2 separate regions of the Homo sapiens genome follow, and region 1 is linked to region 2. A link is an interaction called in ENCODE POLR2A ChIA-PET data of the cell type or tissue named here. Cell type or tissue: A673. All regions are shown on one strand. Links, peaks and the distances in the headings refer to the core of each region. The heading gives the core; the rest is flanking DNA.

What was found. ChIA-PET counts read pairs that join two places held together with the same protein. Peaks named below come from ENCODE experiments on the same cell type or tissue, not always from the same donor. Only the 100,000 strongest peaks of a DNase experiment are listed, where the experiment ranks them.
Region 1: POLR2A ChIA-PET joins it to region 2 with 11 read pairs; 3 of 35 experiments call an interaction of 5 or more read pairs at or near these places.

The regions. Positions count from the first base shown.
Region 1 is chr1:39,389,201-39,394,580 of GRCh38, forward strand. The region is part of intron 58 of MACF1 (microtubule actin crosslinking factor 1); the gene reads left to right. Among named protein-coding and RNA genes, the nearest start is that of BMP8A, 100 kb to the right of the region's middle. In A673, for the core only: no CTCF peak of the experiment used is centred there; a DNase peak (open chromatin) is centred at 3,051; H3K4me3 peaks cover 1,181 bases; H3K27ac peaks cover 3,052 bases.
Region 2 is chr1:39,603,985-39,609,364 of GRCh38, forward strand. No RefSeq gene overlaps it. Among named protein-coding and RNA genes, the nearest start is that of PABPC4, 30 kb to the left of the region's middle. In A673, for the core only: a CTCF peak has its summit at 2,370 (motif pointing right); a DNase peak (open chromatin) is centred at 2,387.

The DNA of each region.
Region 1 (5,380 bases), core at 164-5,163, 210 kb before region 2:
TTCAGTCTTTATAACCAATTAAGGATATAGAAAGAAATGTCCAAGTCTTATCTCTTACTCTAAGAATTTCCTTTTAGGATTTCTTGAGATTTCAGATTACCAGATTTTGTAATAGCAGTGAATGTATCTTCAGGTCTCTGGTTTTTGTGTGTTTTTTTTTTTTTTTTTTTTTTTTTGGAGACAGAGTCTTGCTCTGTAGCCCAGGTTGGAGTGCAGTGGGGCGATCTAGGCTCACTGAAACCTCCACCTCCGGGGTCCAAGTGATCCTCCTGCCTCAGCCTCCCAAGTAGCTGGGGTTACAGTCGCTCACCACCACGCCTGGTTAATTTTTATATTTTTAGTAGAGATGGGGTTTCACCATATTGGCCAGGCTGGTCTCGATCTCCTGACCTCAAGTGATCCACCCGCCCTAGCCTCCCAAAGTGCTGGGATTACAGGCATTAGTCACCGCACTCAGCCCCCTGTTTTTCAAATTGAGGTATGAAAAGCCGTAAGTTAAACATAGTCTCATCTTCCTAAAGGGTTTATTTTACATAGATTTTAGGGGAGGATATTGATGTATATTTGATATATTATGGAATAAAACATAAAATTATCATTAATTGTTAAGATAAAACATGACACTTCAAATAAATCTCCCATTTATATAGTAAGCAGCTTAATAATACATCCCAGACTCCTCAAGAGTACAAGTTCTTTGCCTATAGGAAAGAAGTTTGAGAAGTACTGCCTTAATTGCAAAAATACTTTAATTCTTTGCCTGAGCCAAAATCTCCATTCCTGAGATTGTGTGAGTATAAATTAAAGTAACAGGAGATGATTACATGACCCAAAAGTGTGGATTTACTGGGTTAGGAGCACATCTGTTGGATCTTGGTTCTCACTATATTAACCTGTTGCCCCTAGAGTTTTCCTTGTGGTAAATACGTAAAAGTCTCTCACTCTGCCACTGTACATGGAATAGATTTGGAAAGGATACTTTCAGCACTTTGTTTCCATCACTAGAGTTAATTATTCCTGCTTACACAGTTAACACTCCTGCCATTAAAGTAAAATTGTGATCTCAGAGACCCTGCTTGCCAGCGTTATTTATCTTAAAAACATGGATGCAGAGGTAATGTTGACACCAGCTCAGAGCCACGTAGTCCTAGAGACGTCACAGTTTTGTAGACAGGATCCAAGTGCAAAAATGTGGCTGTTTCAGAAGGGCCCCTCTAGGAGCTTGGGAGAAATTCAGCACTAAAGTGGGACATTGGCTGAAGGCCTTCTTACCATGTTTGGAGATAGTACAATTTTGAGCAAGAGGAGTCATCGTATTTGGGTTTCTTGAGGCACCCAGATAAGGAAAGGGTAGGTAGAGAAAACGTAAACCCGTGAAGCAGTGCATTCCTCTTAGAAACTTCCTTTCTAGTGGTAGTGTGGCCTTCCCTGTTTCAGCTTGCACATTTTTCTTTCCTCTTTTGTTATAAGTGTCTCAAAAGCAGAGACTTTCTTCTACAGGTATGCTTCAGTTATCCAATTTACTTGCATCCAGGCTATTTAGAATTAACCATCTAACCAACTCAATGAAATTTTTAGAAAACTGAAACTTATCCCTTTAGGCTCCAAAATAGTTTTGTTTTATCAGCCGGGTGCGGTGGCTCACGCCTGTAATCCCAGCACTTTGGGAGGCCGAGGCGGGTGGATCACGAGGTCAGGAGATCGAGACCATCCTGGCTAACACGGTGAAACCCTGTCTCTACTAAAAAAAAATACAAAAAATTAGCTGGGTATGGTGGCAGGCGCCTGTAGTCCCAGCTACTCGGGAGGCTGAGACAGGAGAATGGCATGAACCCAGGAGGTGGAGCTTGCAGTGAGCCAAGATGGCGCCACTGCACTCCAGCCTGGGTGACAGAGTGAGACTCCTTCTCAAAAAAAAAAAAACACACAAAATAGTTTCATCTAACCAGGTTCTGGTTTATATAGGAATTATTTTAAACTCAATTTGCCTAATTTTCTAAATATGTATTATGCATAAGTTTTTTTTAATGAGTGCAGGTTAACATTATTTAAATGGTTGTACTGTCTATACTATGGTGATATTCTCAAGGATGTGAGACACATTTGGAGCTGCTTTGTATTAAGTATTCCCAAATTACTGTGCACTTTGATTTCTATATTGAAGTTATTGTTTAGGGCCTCTATAGTATTATACTGGTTGGATTGGCTGTGCATGTGTGTGTGGAGAGGAGGAGGTAATTTTGGGATTTCTGCCCACCACCATGATATTGGTTATTATTTCCTACTGCTATCACTTTTCACTGCTGTCATTTGGTCTGTGTAGTCTATTCCTCCCTTCTAATCTTCACTGAGCTAGAAAATGAGATAAACAGGCCTGTTAAAATTGCATTAGATATGAGCTAAAATGTACAAAAGAGTCCACATGCAGGCATAAATAGTGTTTGGATTTGAGGACAAGTCATCTTTTCCTTTTCATTTAATCCTTGGTTTCTAGAGACATTCTGACTTTTGATGTTGCTGGAAGATTTCAAAAAATTACTGGGCATTACTTTATCTTATTTCTATCCTAGTATGTTGCCTAATAGTGCTCAGAGTTCAATAGCACTTAGTTGCTTGTCATAGCCAAATTCGTTTCACTGATTTCTAAAAATAAGCCTTCCACCTCAGATACTCTGGATGTGAAGGCTGGGACTGGACACTGATCGGCTGGGCTCTTGCAGAGTGTGTTCATCAACAGTGGACTGGTGTTGACAAGGCAAGCCTGGAAGAAGAGTGGGAGAAGGGAGAAGGGTGGTGGAGTGTCCTGTGTGTAGTCCATTGTCAAGTCAGTAGGTAGTTACCATAAAATGATCAGTATCCACCCTCAAGTTGGGGATGCAAATCAAAAGCCCTGTTCCACCTGTCCACCTTGTAGGGAAGTCAAAAGCTTTGGAAAGAGTTTTTGCCTTCTCCCAGCAAAAATCTTTGGTCAGGAGGGGAGGAGCATATTCTTGGCTGAACTCATGCTGAGCTCATCGGAAGTGAAAACAATGAGAGGAGAAAAATTCTGTGTGTCAGTTCCATAGTCCCCAGGAGGCCGCATAAAGGGAAGGTCTTTTTGGACCCATTCTGAGGACTGAGTCATTTTCATGATTTGAGTGTGGAGTTCCTGGGTTAATGTATTATAGTCCAGCCATAGATTAATCTTTCCTTACTCCAGCAGCAGACCAGATTTATAAAGTATGACTCTGTTTTCAGATTCAAATTATTTTTAATAAGGTAAAAACAAAGATGAAGATAAATATTTTTAAAAACAGCATTAGCTGTAAGTTTTCAGCTCTTTTTTTAATGGAATCATACTTTTAGCACAGAATCTGCACAAGAGAAGAGGATATGAATCTGGGAGACGGAAACTCTGCTTTAACCCAGCTAACTCCATGGGAGCTAGAATAGACAGATGAGTTAGGCCTGTGAAGAACCCCCCAGTCTTACTTGGGACTGTACAGTCTTGCTGATAGATCCATGGATCTGCAGTCTGTGGGGAAAATTATTTCTTCCTTAAATGAATGTGGAATACTAAAATACATTATTCCTAGGAAAGGCTTTCCCTCAGTTGCTTCTGAATGATTAGTAGGTCCTCACTGGCAGACCAGATTCTATCACATGGGAGTGGAAGAGAGTTCCTTTCCACTCAAACCAGGCAGAGATCTCAGGCTTCCTGAGTTAGGATCTTTACCAGGTTCAGCTCTCTGTTGGAAGTAGAAAGGAAGAAGCCATTCTAGAAATCACTAATGAGAGGATTGAGCTTGTTTTCAGAAAGCTGGAAAGAAAAGACTTTGGCAAATCTCTTCAGGAAATTCCGTTTTCCTGAACAAGGGAGTCTGGTTATTGAGGAAAAGGAATTGTATGTGTCTAACAGGAGGCTAACAAGAAAGGAAGGACGTTTTTATCACTGAAACTTGAGCCAAAGAATTCCCCTAGAGTGACCTTCCTGGGAAGGGTAAAAAAAAAAAAAAAATATATATATATATATATATATATATATGTTAAGTCTCTGATGATAACAAGAGATTTTCCTCATTTTGAAATTCCCTACGTAGGTTTTACTTGAACTGAGATCATTCTGAATCTTAAACCAACCCCTCCTTTGCCCCCTGCTCCCCGCAAGAACCATGTGACTTCTCACTCAGAAAGTATTTGATGGTTTGGGCATCATACTGGTGAGCATTATCAAGAAACCTGGATGCACCTTCATTCACTTGTTTTTCATATGTATTTATATTGTTGTGTATTTGGGTCATGCTTCAGACTTGGCATTCTACCTCTCAGTGATAAAATGAACAATGGGGCCAGGCACAGTGGCTCACACCTATAATCATAGCATTCTGGGAGGCTGATGTGGGCAGATCACTTGAGCCCAGGAGTTCGAGACCAGCCTGGGCAACAAAATGAGGCGGCCCTTCTATAAAAAATAAATAAATTAGCTAGGCATGACGGCACATGCTGTGGTCCCAGCTTACACAGGAGGCTGACGCAGGAGGATCACTTGATCCTAGGACGTTGACGCTGCAGTGAGCTGCGTCCATGCCACCGCAGTCCAGCGTGTAACAGAGTGAGACCCTGTCTCAAAAAAAAAAGAAAGAAAGACAGAGAGAGAGGGAGGGAGGGAGAGAGAGAGAGAGAGAGAAAGAAAGAGAGAAAGAAAAGAAAGGAAGGAAGGAAAGAAAAGAAAGAAAGAGAAAGAAAGAACGAACGAACGAACAATGGGAAAAATTGACTGACAGACCTCTTTAGGGTCTGCGAGTTTCTCATAGTGGTTCACTTCACCCAGTGGTGCATATAAAGCACCCAAACCAGTTGGTCTTTTCCTTTCTTGTCTTTGAGGCTGGGCTGCTGGGTTCTAATAGGTGCAGCATCAGGCTTCCTTAGGATTATTTTCATTCCTAATTCAGGTTGAGCAGAGCCCAGGATCAGGGTCTCAGTATACTTGAAGTTTCTACCGGGGGACCTAGGTATCCTACTATGAAAACAGAATAAGAAAGTCTTGTAAACGCCTTCATTTGATTGATTGATTGATTGATTGATTGATTGATTGATTTATTGCCACATAGAAAGCAAGCTTAGGCATCTTCATGTGCACATGAGAAAAGCCCTGGAAGAGGCTGGGGGCGGTGGCTCACGCCTGTAATCCCAGTACTTTGGAAGGCTGAGGTGGGTGGATCACCTGAGGTCAGGAGTTCGAGACGAGCCTGGCCAAGATGGTGAAACCCTGTATCTACTAAAAATACAAAAATTAGCTGGGCATGGTGGCACATGCCTGTAGTCTCAGCTGTTTGGGGAGGCTGAGGCAGGAGAATGGCTTGGACCTGGGAGGCAGAAGTTGCAGTGAGCCGAGATCGCA
Region 2 (5,380 bases), core at 181-5,180:
GGAATAAAAGCTGGCCACCCCCCCCCACCCCAGCCAGCCACCACAACCGGCTTGGGTCCCCTTCCAAGCTGTGGAAGCTTTGTTCTTTCACTTTTCATAATAAAACTCGCTGGTGCTTACTCTTTGGGCCCGTGCCATCTTTAAGAGCTGTAACACTCACCGGGAAGGTCCACAGCTTCATTCTTGAAGTCAGTGAGACCAAGAACCCACCAGAAGGAACCGACTCTGGACACAATATGTTCTTATTTGTTGTTACTCCAATAAGCAATTAACAAGAGTGCTGTCAGAATGTGTGGGATGATCTTGTATTCAACTAACCTGTCAAATACTCTTATCAATTCTAATGCTCTGCATGTAGATTTTTATTTTCCAAATAGAAAATGAATCATGCATATAAGAATGGTGTTACCTCTTCCTACTTCCTAAGCCTCTGATTTCTATTATATTTATTACATTAGCTAGAAATGCCCATCAAATTTTGAATAAAGGGCATTCATATTTTTAACTTTTATGGGAATGCTAGAGTTTCACCGTTGAATTTGATGTTTAGGAATTTGGCAAATATCCTTTATAGGGTTAAGGTATTATCCTACTAATCCTAATTTGCTAAGATTTGAAAAATGAATGAATTCATCAAATGATTATTTATTTAAGTGATTATATACTTTTTATCTTTTAATGTATTAAGGTTCAGAACAGGAATTCTTTCCCTGTTGTTAACCTATCCTTGCATTTTTGGCTAAACTCTACTACATATTTGCTTCTAATTTAGATGTCATATGGATTCTGTTTTATTATTTAGGATGTTTGTATCTATAACCGTAACTAAGCTTGTTCTAAAATGTTCTTACCTTTAATTGCCCTGTCGTGGGCTGATGACAAGGGCATACTAGTATTACAAAACAAGTTAGGCAGTTTTCCCTTCTTTTCCACCCAGTAAAAACAGTTTGTATAAAACAGAATGTATTAGTCAGGGCTCGGCGTGGTGGCTTACGCCTGTAATCCCAGCATTTTGGGAGGCCGAGGCGGGCAGATCATTTGAGGTCAGGAATTTGAGACCAGCCTGGCCAACGTGGTGAAACCCCATCAATACCAAAAATACAAAAATTAGTTGGGTGTGATGGCACATGCTTTTAGTCCCAGCTACTTTGGAAGCTGAGGCACGAGATTCTCTTGATCCCGGGAGGCGGAGGTTGCAGTGAGCCGAGATAGCGCCACTGGACTCCAGCCTGGGTGACAGAGCAAGAGCCTGTCTCGAAAAAAAAAAAAATGTATTAGGGCTCTCCAGAGAAACAGAACCAACAGGACTTATTTTTATTTATTTATTTTTTTTTTGAGATGGAGTCTCGCTCTGTCGCCCAGGCTGGAGTTCAGTGGCACAATCTTGGCTCACTGCAATCTCCACCTCCCGGGTTCAAGCGATTCTCTTGCCTCAGCCTCCCGAGTAGCTGGGACTACAGGCGCCTGCCACCAGGCCCAGCTAATTTTTGTATTTTTAGTAGAGACTGGGTTTCATCATATTGCCCAGGCTGGTCTTGAACTCGTGACCTTGTCATCCGCCCACCTTGGCCTCCCAAAGTGCTGGGATTACAAGCGTGAGCCACTGCACCCGGCCAGGACCCATTTATTTATTATGAGAAACTGGCTTATGTGATTATGAAGGTTGAGAAGTCCCAAGATCTGCAGTTAGCAAGCTGGAGACCCAGGAGAGCCAATGTGTGTTCCAGTCTGAAAGTCTACTGGCTTGAGATCCAAGAAAAGCCAATGTTTCAGTTCAAATCTATAGAATGGAAAAGACCCATGTCCCAGCTCATACGGTCAGGCAGGAGACATTGCCTCTTACTTGAGGGAGGGGTGGCCTTTTTGTTCTATTCAGGTCTGACTGGATGAGGGCCACCCACATGGGGGCATGCAGTTTGCTTTATTCAGTCAAGTGTTAATCCCATCCAAAAACAGCCTCACAGATACACTCACAATGTTTGACCAAATAAACCGAGCAGTCCATGACTCAGTCAAGTTGACACATAAAATGAATCACATAGTGAGAATATATTCTTTGAAGGTCTGGACAACTGAGCTGTGAGTCCCAACAAGCCTGTTATCCTTTGCTCATTTGTTTGGGTGTGGAAGTGTGGGTGACGTATTTTTCATCAGGGTAATTCCCCTGGAGCCATTCTCTCCTACAAGGGCCTACATGGGATGATCCTCCCTGGCTCCTTTGGAGAAACCCTGATCTTAGTCCTTGAAGACTAACAGCATCCAGGAGACTAAAAAACGATGGGCTGTTTTATCTGTAGAAACTACTAGCCTTTGGGCGACACCATTTGGGGAGTTTGTATTTATCATAGCAGTTATGCCGTTATTCCAACTGACCACTAGAGGGCAGTAATGGCTTATAAAACCGGATCCAGTGTGACAAAAGGGCTTTAAAGAAGCTAACGTATGGTGGATTAAAAGGTAGATTTTTGCCTGTAATCCCAGCACTTTGGGAGGCCGAGGCGGGCGGATCACGAGGTCAGGAGATCGAGACCATCCCGGCTAAAACGGTGAAACCCCGTCTCTACTAAAAATACAAAAAATTAGCCGGGCGTAGTGGCGGGCGCCTGTAGTCCCAGCTACTTGGGAGGCTGAGGCAGGAGAATGGCGTGAACCCGGGAGGCGGAGCTTGCAGTGAGCCGAGATCGAGCCAGTGCACTCCAGCCTGGGCGACAGAGCGAGACTCCGTCTCAAAAAAAAAAAAAAAAAAGGTAGATTTTTTTTTTTTTTTTTTGCCCGGGCGTGGTGACTCATGCCTGTAATCCCACCACTTTGGGAGGCCGAGGCGGGCAGATCACCTGAGCTCAGGAGTTTGAGACCAGCCTGGCTAACATGGCGAAACCTCGTCTCTATTAAAAATACAACAATTACCCAGGCATGATGGTGGGCACCTGTAATACCCAGCTACTCGGGAGACCGAGACCGGAGAACGTTTTGAACCCGGGAGGCAGAGGTTGCAGTGAGCCGAGATCACGCCCCTTCACTCCAGCCTGGGCGACAGAGCAAGACTCCGTCTCAAATGAAAAAAAAAAAAAAAAGAAAAAAAAAGGTCGATTTTTTTCCCCCTTCTCTGTCCTTAGGAACTTCAGACTTCAAGAATCTAAGAAACTTGGTCGGGCACGGTGGCTCATGCCTGTAATCCCAGCACTTTGGGAGGCCGAGGTGGGCGGATCACGAGGTCAGAAGATCGAGACCATCCTGGCTAACATGGTGAAACCCCATCTCTACTAAAAACACACAAAAAATTAGCCAGGCATGGTGGCAGGCGCCTGTACTCCCAGCTACTCGGGAGGCTGAAGCAGGAGAATGGCGTGAACCGGGAAAGCGGAAGTTGCAGTGAGCCGAGATTGCACCAACGCACTCCAGCCTGGGCCACAGAACAAGACTCCGTCTCAAAAAAAAAAAAAAAAAAAAAAAAAATCTAAGAAACTTGTTCAGGCCAGGTGTGGTGGCTCATGCTTGTAATCTTAGCACTTTGGGAGGCCGAGGTGGGAGGATTGCTTGAGCCCAGAAATTTGAGACCAGCCTGGCCAACATAGGGAGACCCCATCTCTACAAAAAAATAAAATTAGCTGGGCCTCCTGGCGCGCACACTTGTAGTCCCAGCTATTCAGGAGGCTGAGGCAGGAGGATCTCTTGAGCTCTGGAGGTGAAGGCTGCAGTGAGCCGAGATCATGCCACTGCACTCCCACTCCATCCTGGGCAACAGAGTGAGACCTTGTGTGAAAAAATAAAAATTAAAGAGAGAGAGAAAAGAAAGTTGTCCAAATCATATATTCCAGTACACAGCAAATCTGGAATGTTAACCTAGGTTTTTCTGACTCCAAATTTCATGGTTTCTGGTGTGGGTACAAATCAATTATTCTTCTTTCATTCTTTTTAAAAAAAATTTGGCCGGGCGCGGTGGCTCACGCCCGTAATCCCAGCACTTCGGGCAGTCGAAGCAGGCGGATCACGAGGTCAGGATATCAAGACCATCCTGGCTAACATGGTGAAACCCCATCTCTACTAAAAAATACAAAAAATTAGCCGGGCGTGGTGGCTGGAGCCTGTAGTCCCAGCTACTCGGGAGGCTGAGGCAGGAGAATGGCGTGAACCCGGGAGCTGGAGCTTGCAGTGAGCGGAGATCGCGCCACCGCACTCTAGCCTGGGAAACAGGACAAGACTCCGTCTCAAAAAAAAAAAAAAAAATTCATTCACTCATGGAAAGCAGCATAACAGAGTGGCTAAGAATTCAGTCTCTGGAGTCAGACCATTTGGATTAAAATTCTGGCTCTTTCACATACTAGCTAGCACCATAAGTGATCTGTGCCTCAATTGTCTGATCTGTGTATGGGGATATTAGAACTTACCTTGTAAAATTATTGCAAAAATGAAATGATACATTAAAAGTGTTTAGAACAGCTGAGTGCAGTGGCTCACGCCTGTAATCCCAGCACTCTGGGAGGCCGAGGCGGGCGGATCAGTAGGTCAGGAGATCGAGACCATCCTGGCTAACACGGTGAAACCTCGTCTCTACTAAAAATACAAAAAAATTAGCCAGGCGTGGTAGCGGGCGCCTGTAGTCCCAGCTACTCTGGCAGCTGAGGCAGGAGAATGGCATGAACCCGGGAGGTGAGCTTGCAGTGAGCCGAGATCGCGCCACTGCACTCCAGCCTGGGCGACAGGGCTAAACTCCGTCTCAAAACAAAACACAAAAAGTGTTTAGAACAGCGTATGGTCCTTAATAAGTACTTAAATTCAAGCTATTATTAACTCAACCAGTATTTCTTAAGCAACTACCCTGTTCTAGTACCACTGTTCTAGGTACTGGGGTAGCAATCATACTCGTACAGAGCTTACCTGTTGGAGCTTATATTCTAGAAAGGGAGATGGACAACAAAATAAGAAAAGTTTGTATTTTTTTCCCCATGAATATGAACGAATATGGCCAAAAATAGAGCATGGAAGAGGACTGGGAGTGCTGGTGGAGGAAGGCTTGCTACCTAAATGGGGCTGTCAGAGGCAGCTGCTCTGAGGCGACATCCAGAAAAATCCAAAGGAGGTGAGGCAGCCAGCTAGGAGGCTAAGACTCATGCGCATGCGTAGGAGCAGAATATTGCGCAAAGAGGAGTGAGGATAAGGGCTGGAGGCTGGACCACACCGGCCTTCAAGAAAGGGGAAAGGGACCATGTGATGCTAATTTTATGTCGTCTTGGCTAGGCTGTGGTGCCCATGGTTTGGACAAACAAGTCTAGCTGTTGCTACGAAGGCAAACTTTGGAATGTGATTAACATTTAATTAGTAGACTTTGAGTAAAGCAGATGACCCTCTATATGGTGGGCGGGCCACTCGGTTGAAGACC